Regions from separate parts of the Mus musculus genome. Here regions 2 and 3 are each linked to region 1. The links are chromatin loops, found by intact Hi-C in ENCODE. Cell type or tissue: left cerebral cortex. All regions are shown on one strand.

The links. A loop is a pair of places that touch in the nucleus more often than their neighbours do. Peaks named below come from ENCODE experiments on the same cell type or tissue, not always from the same donor. Only the 100,000 strongest peaks of a DNase experiment are listed, where the experiment ranks them.
Region 2: it touches region 1 in a loop (2.2-fold over the local background); 2 of 42 quality-filtered maps call a loop at or near these places.
Region 3: it touches region 1 in a loop (2.2-fold over the local background); 2 of 42 quality-filtered maps call a loop at or near these places.

The regions. Positions count from the first base shown.
Region 1 is chr2:143,449,605-143,452,104 of GRCm38, reverse strand. The region is part of intron 2 of Gm33599 (a long non-coding RNA gene); the gene reads left to right. Among named protein-coding and RNA genes, the nearest start is that of Gm33599, 36 kb to the left of the region's middle. In left cerebral cortex, no CTCF peak of the experiment used is centred here; DNase peaks (open chromatin) are centred at 633 and 1,208; H3K27ac peaks cover 1,833 bases.
Region 2 is chr2:143,363,035-143,365,534 of GRCm38, reverse strand. No RefSeq gene overlaps it. Among named protein-coding and RNA genes, the nearest start is that of Gm33599, 120 kb to the left of the region's middle. In left cerebral cortex, no CTCF peak of the experiment used is centred here; a DNase peak (open chromatin) is centred at 1,145.
Region 3 is chr2:143,368,945-143,371,444 of GRCm38, reverse strand. No RefSeq gene overlaps it. Among named protein-coding and RNA genes, the nearest start is that of Gm33599, 120 kb to the left of the region's middle. In left cerebral cortex, no CTCF peak of the experiment used is centred here; DNase peaks (open chromatin) are centred at 679 and 1,064; H3K27ac peaks cover 1,337 bases.

The DNA.
Region 1 (2,500 bases):
ACGTATACAATCTATGATTCTGCAGGTTGGCAGGGACCGGCTCAGCCCAAAGTATGTTCTGATTTCAGTTAGGCTTGTAGTCATCTTACACAATCAACATTTCTCCTGACATGGTCATTTAGTCCAGTTTAAAATTTCTGGCCTGATAGAAGTCCTAAGAGCAGGTTTTCCTTTGATTTTCTGAAATTTGGTAATTTGCAGGGCAAACTATTTTGTCAGTGCTAGATCTTCAGTACCTTGGACAGCTCTGATACAACCAAGTAGGGGCATGGACCTTAGGGCTCTGGAGTTTCTTTCTCTGATTCCTTGTTAATGCTGCTGATCATAACAAGGATTTACCTCTAGTGCACACTTCTGAGAACCTCAGACCTACAGTGTAGGTAGAGATAGGTGATACAGTGTTAGTGATGAGATGTCAGGGTTAGGAGTTCCCAGTCCAGATACCGCTTCAAGTCAGCATTTGCTTCAAGGAATATTCCAGTCGTGAAGACTCCATGCCATGTATTCCCCTCTCACTTCACAGCAGGTTAGCTCTTAAAGCACTGCAGAACAACACAGAAACTTGCTCTACTTTTTCTTTCAAACTAGGAACACACAGTGTTCCCCATACAGCCTCCCACACACTTCACTGAACTGTCAAGGGAAACAGTGTGCTGGAAACTGCTTCAAGCTGGGGTGAAGTCTGGGACAAGACTGTGCTTTGAGTCTCCCTGTCTTTGCTTTGGACTCTATGTCTACAAGATGCTTCAGGCTCGAGGCTATATCTGGCAGCATCTGCCTGGAGAGATCAGCCAGAGGTGGATTAGTAAGAACATTATCAGTGAGGCACACACAAGCTTCTGCTGCATAGTTTTAAATCCACAGTCTAGGTATCCCTTCTCAGGGCTAGAGGAAAACAAAGGTTGAAGAGGCAGGCTGGCTGTATTCAAAGCACCAGGAGGTTTCAAAGGCAGCATAAATTCAGCCAACTAGAAATTAACTTCAAACAAAAGCATAATTTTATATTGCCATTGGCTTACCTGAGAGAAACACAACAGCCCATCAACCCATAATAAGGTTTGTTTATCTCCTGTGTTGATGGGAGTTACAGATGTATAAATACAGTCATTCCAGCCATGTCCTGGTTAGCCCTGAGTTGGATACAGGGGGTGGGGCAGCTGGGAGAAGCTGCTCTTCTAAATTGATCATCTCCCAGGAATTCTGCCAGAAATGCTAGAGAAAGCACAGAGCATCTCAGGCTCCTGGGATCTGGCTCACATAGAGTACTGGAGCTGAAGATGATCTACAGGAATTCTTTCCCAGGCTCCTTACTCACTTTATAAATGCAGAAGCAGAGATTTAGAAATGGAACAAGGCTAGTGAAGGACTTTATTTGCTGATGTTGCTTCATTTTACTGCCCTTCCTGAGACTAGTGAAGAAGAGAGAATATTAGGTCTACCAAGTCAATAAATAATTTCTGAGTACCCACGTCACACTCATAACTTATTATAGAGATGTGGGAACATCTCAGAATGTCTGAATCATGGGCTCCTACTACAGGAGCATCTCAATTCACAGTGTCATTACCTTTAACATCCACTACTGACCACTTTCTTCTATTCTTCATCCTTGTACCTACCCTCTGACCTAGACATCACACCTCACAACCTGTGTCTAGCCTTTCTCCTCCTACTATTGTTTCAAGGGGTCATTGTGCATAATATTGACCAAAGGAACTCCCTTCAAACACTGTGGAATATTGACTCACCCACCTTTGATTAATGATCTCATAACTACTTAGATCCATACTTCTGCTCATCATTTGAGTTTGTCCTCAGTGTGGACTACTTGTCCACTCTTAGATCTCAGAGTTGAGCTTTAGCTCCCCCTATCCCAAGTGTGAGGTCTATCCCAAGACTGTACTTTGGTCATCCTTATATTCATTTTCTTATGATTTTTGTATTGATGTTTCTTCGGCTGGGAATTTTTCTCTCACCATCTACCTGGTGAAAAATCCTCTATGAAGCCCTGGTCTAGAAATCATGATCAGTAAGGACCAAGAGTTCAAGCTCATGATTTCTTACAAATTTGGTAAAGGAAAGAGACAGGGTAAGAAGTGATCTACTGTGCTCTTAGTTCATTCATAGTTATTTGCCTTGATGAGTGATTAATCCTTTAATCCATGTGGGAGTACCATTTTACTTTCTATTCTCAAAGTATATCAATATTCAACCCAGGTCCTGAGGCATTAGATTTTAAATGACAAAAACTCTGTCTTCATATATGCATGCATGCATGCATGAATTTGCACGCTCAAAGATCGATGACCCAGGTTTATTGACTAGCAGAAAAATTTAAGAATACTATTCAACCATTTAGAAGGGGCTTTCTTTGACAGTGTTTGTCAACAAGGTCTTTAAAGGACTGTGCTTCCCAGTCTCCAGGGTACCTGTCTATACCTGAAAGAGTATGAAGATAATTAAAATAAGTTTGTGTCATGTACAAGTGAAGAAAAATCAT
Region 2 (2,500 bases), 87 kb after region 1:
CCCTCAGCACCTGGATGAATTAAATTCTTTAGAAAGAACTGAAAATGCTAGATATGTAATTCTATCAAGAAATCATGAACAAAATCATTTTCTGCACAAGTCACAAAGCTCCTAGGAGGAAGGTGGGTCTCTGAAGAAAGTGAGTGAGCGAAGATGAAAATGAACTTTTTCACTGTCAACTCGGTCACCCTGGGAAGCCAATTGCAGTGTTTCTCATGGGAATTTTGCCAAGAGAAATCTTGATTAAGGGTAAGTCTTCCCTCCACACCTCTTAGGGTTTCTAGCAGAGTGCCAGTCTTTTCTTGTGTGAGATTTCTCCCCAAATGGCTCCCTAACTTAATGTACTAAGAACTATTTCTTTCACTTGTCAAATCCTCATACTCTGATTCTACACTATTTCTAATATTATTTCATATATTACATATATAATTATATATTGCACACACATTATCATATTATATATTATACTGTATACAATAAGTTATAATCTTCCTGTCCCCTTCAATATCTTCTTGCTTCTGAGTTTTGACCCCCTCAGATTAAACATGTCCATCCTCCCAAAGCCGACCTCCTTATTCCATACTTTGTCTAACAAGATCTTCAGATGTAAAGAATGAAAATGAACTTTGGCTCATTTTTAACAGAGAAGACATTTTAGTGGAAGGGTATCAGGAGCTCTTGTGAAATAAAGAGGAGACTGGAGAATCAGACTCAGGTAGTGGGGGAAGGTTTAGAGGAGGCTGAGAGATGAGGGGAGTAAGCACAGGCTGAAGAGGGTGTACCCGACACTCTGGATGTGGTAGTGCTGATAACACTGCAGCCACAAATTAGTTCTCCATGTGGCTTAAAGTGCTGGAGCATCTAATTGGCTGATTCTCCTTCAGGTGCCCCAGATCCTGGCATTCTGTCAAGAAGCCCTGAATACTCTAATTTTGTTTGGGTACCTTTAGTTCCTTGTGCAGCAAGAACACCCGCTGTACCCAATGCTTTCAGTGTCCACATTACTCTAAGCCTTTGATTTCTGTGTACCTTGTAAAAATGTCTCTCCACATTTATGTCTTTTGAGGGCTTCTTCTCCCTAATAAAAGTCTCTGTGCCTGCTATGCAGTCGGGCTATTGGAATCGCTCCAAATCAATGACTGACAGGAACGGGTACATACAGATCCCGTGCCGGCCCCCTCATCCTTCAACTGGAATAATTCTGAATGTATTTTGCATTCCCACAGAGATTCAGCTCCTGGGACACACAGGAGCTCCCAGGATAAGCACTTGAGCCTTGCCCTTCCAAGTCTCACTTCTAAACTCCTTCTTTCCTGTTCTTCCTCTGCTTCCTACATGAACCCCTTCTAATCAAATTCTTTCACTGGGGTCTATTTCTGGAGCTACCCTACCTGGGGGAGTTATCCCAGACTTAGCTTGTTAAAATTGTATTCATCCCTGAAGGCCAATGGTGAACGTCTGCTCCTAATGTACTAAAAACCAAGCAAATGTTCTTATTTTGTTTGTGACCACCAGAATATTTAAAATTAAAAATCCTTTAATGGGGCATGGGCACTTCTGGTTGGCAAAATCATTGCCACATCCACTGCCTTTCCTCTGACAACACATTCATTATGAACCTGACTCACGGAGGCTCTTGGGCTTGTGATCTTTGCAAAGGCTTAACTCAAATAAAACCCCTTAATGAAAGTTCCCTGAGCACCAGGCTGAACAAATCCCTTCTTACCTGGACTCTCCACAGCAATATAGATGAAATGTGCAAGATTCTGTCAGAATCCAGTCCTGTTGTGTCGGGGTGCAGGGATATACCTCTCCTGCCTAGCTAGGAAGTCTAGCCAGGCTTCCCCATTTCTCTCCTCCTTTATTCTTTCCTTTTCTCCATTGACATAGGAGGAAATTAACCACTATAACCTGAATTCAGTGGTATTTATTCCATTCAAGTTGTCAAACCACCATCTCTAGTTCTAGAATATCCCTGGCACAATATCAGAAATGCCACACTCATTGGGCGGTTGTTCTCTGTTCCTCCCTCTTGGGGAGTCTCTGGCCACTATTAGGTTTTTTTTTTCTGTGTTTTTGCCCTTAGCACTAGGTGTCCTCAGCACTCAATACATCATTTTTGAGTAGGTGAAGGATTATTTAGTGTGAAACAAGACAAAGGGGAAGATTGGCATTTTTATAGCCATGTGAACTTGAGAAGACTGCTCAAGATACAGGTTGCCTGAGTAAGGTGGGGCTTACTGCCTGTGCAGCCCAATTGGAGGGATGACTTCTGGGTAGTTCCCCTGCAAAATAGGGAAAATGGTAGCATTTACCTGGATATCATGACAATTAAATGGTTAATGTGTAGAGAGCTCTCACTAAAGTGCATAACTGAGAAAACCAGAATTGTGTGTGTTATGACCTACCCTAGTTCCACTCTGAGCAGACAAAGAGTTCATTTACCAAGGGAGAAGCAAGACATTCACCAAGAGATGCTGAGTTGAGTGTCCCTTCATTG
Region 3 (2,500 bases), 81 kb after region 1:
CACGACAGAAAAGGCATGGAGCAGGCAGAAGAGGAAAGAGGGAATTGGTTATATATATATATATATATTGGTTATATATATAATATATATATATATGTATATATATATATGTGTGTGTGTGTGTGTGTGTGTGTGTGTGTGTGTATACACATTCACACTCACACACACATACACAGAGAGAGAGATACTTGTGTTTTACTCAGTTCTTTTTTATTCATTCAGGGACTGAAGCCTATGGATAGTGTTAGCACATTCAGGCTAAGTCTTTTCTTCCCAGTTAAACGTTACTAGATGTATCCTCATAGTCAGGCTCTGAGGTTCATGTTGCAACTAATTACAAATCAATCAATTTGAGAGTGGAGATTAATGCTTAATCTCCATCACCACACCCAATCTAATTATTTTATATCTAGACATCTATCTAAGATAGACACTGTGGTCTTACTGGTACAGCAAATCTCTCTGAACCCTTTGGACCAGAGTCCCCAGAGGACAACTGTCTTATGGTGTGTGATATAGAATGTAAATATAGCAAGAGCATGTTGGCAAGAAACTCCTCAAGTTAATGATGCTCAAAAGGAATATTATATAATCACCCAGCATTCTGCTTCTTTAAAAGCAAATTGCATTTTCTTAGAGCTGTGAATCTACAACTTCTGCGCTGTGTAGACAGTGATTCCAAACATTAAGCATCACAATCTCACAGAGAACTCTAAAACACTCATCAAATGCCTAAAATAAATCACAGCAAATAACATAAAATATCTCAGAGGTGAGCCCCAGTGCTGACTTGAATTCTGAATTGTGGGTACAAATGAGTGATACCATCTTTGTTTTTCTCTTTTAAAATCTGTCCTAGTTATGTTTAGTTAGCTTGTATATTCCTGTAAAGAGAAAAGTTAGAGACCTTGTATAATACAAGAGAAAAGCTAAATTTGTACAATTTTCATTTTCCTAGGACAGGCCGTAGAGCTCAGCACGCAGGACACAGAGAGTTACTTCTACTGTGGAATGGACAGAGAGCAACAGAACCGGGGGCTTGTGAGAACATTAGTGGGGAGTTAGCTTTTCTACCACTGTGGCAAAACAGAGGAGGCAGACAACCTGAAGGAGGAAAGATATGTTTGTATTCACTGTTTCAAAGCTGTCAGGCCACAGCAGCTGGCTCCACTATATCTAGAATTGAAACAAGACACTCCATTATCACAGAGACCAGCAACGAAACAAAGTTCCTCACTTCAGGTTGTTCAGGAAGCAGAGAGAGCAGAAATAGGTCGAGATATACCTTTCAATGGTGTAGCTCCAGTGACCTGGGACCAGGTTTCACCATATTTGCTATGACCTCATTAGTAGCTTACCTATTGAGTAAGAGTGCATTCAAGATCCAATAACCTTCAAATCATATCCAAACCATAGGATGTATCATCTCAGAATTTACCTCTGATCGAAAAGCTAGGACATGCTCTGGCCCAGCATCTAACTCCTGATGGCTCTTTGCTCATGGCCAGGATGACTGGAACAGCATCACAGCATCACTAGCTTTCCTTCAGCATGAAGGCAGGCCACACACTTCCTTACCTTTATTATTGTAAATCAAATCTGTATGCTGTGCTTGTGTGTGTGTGTGTGTGTGTATAAATTTTACAAGGAACTTTGTGTACATGTGCATATATTCTCTTCATTGTATTTCTTTGGAGAACCCTAACCATCTATGAACCATATATGGCATCAGCACACACAACCTAAGACTGTGTGTGCACTGTGAGGATGACTCCTTTGGAAGAGGAGTTCAGGGGTAAATGGCATCTTAGGATTTTACCTTTGCACAAGCATTTGTATGGTTTCTTTTCTACACGTAGTGAGATGGCTTAAGCATACTTGCATTTTTATATTTCCACCTTCTTTCCAGAAGAATAAATATGCTCCCTTCTGAATATACATTAACTTATTCTTGTTCTGTTTTCCAAGGAAATTGGGTACTTTTCATACCTTAAGCAACTTCATTTCTTTTTCCTTTTTTCTTTTCCTCTTTTTTCTTCCTCTTCCTATTCTATTGTTTCCTTTCCCTCCCCCTCCTTTCCCCTCCCTTCCCCTCCCTTTCCCCTCCCCTTTACTTCCCTTCCATTCCTCTCCCTTGCCCTTTTCCAGTTCCCTTTTTCTTTCCCAACCCCCTCCATTCCCTTTCCCTTCCCATATCAGTTTTTCTTTCTTGTTTCCCTCTATTATTTCTCTGTGCTAAAGGTCAGGGAGATTTTGTGTGATAAGAAGCACTCTCCCTAGAGTTATCTTCTATAGTTCATAATTTCTATTTCTAAAAATTGGATCTAACAGCAAATGCAGGATTGCTTATGTTTAAATACTATTTATAAAAACTTCTGAGGTCTTGGTTCTTTGAGGTAACTCAGACTCAAAGGACATGCATGGTATTACTCACTGGTAAGTGGATATTAGCCCAAAAGTACAGAATACCCATCATATAACTAATAGACTGTAAGTTTAA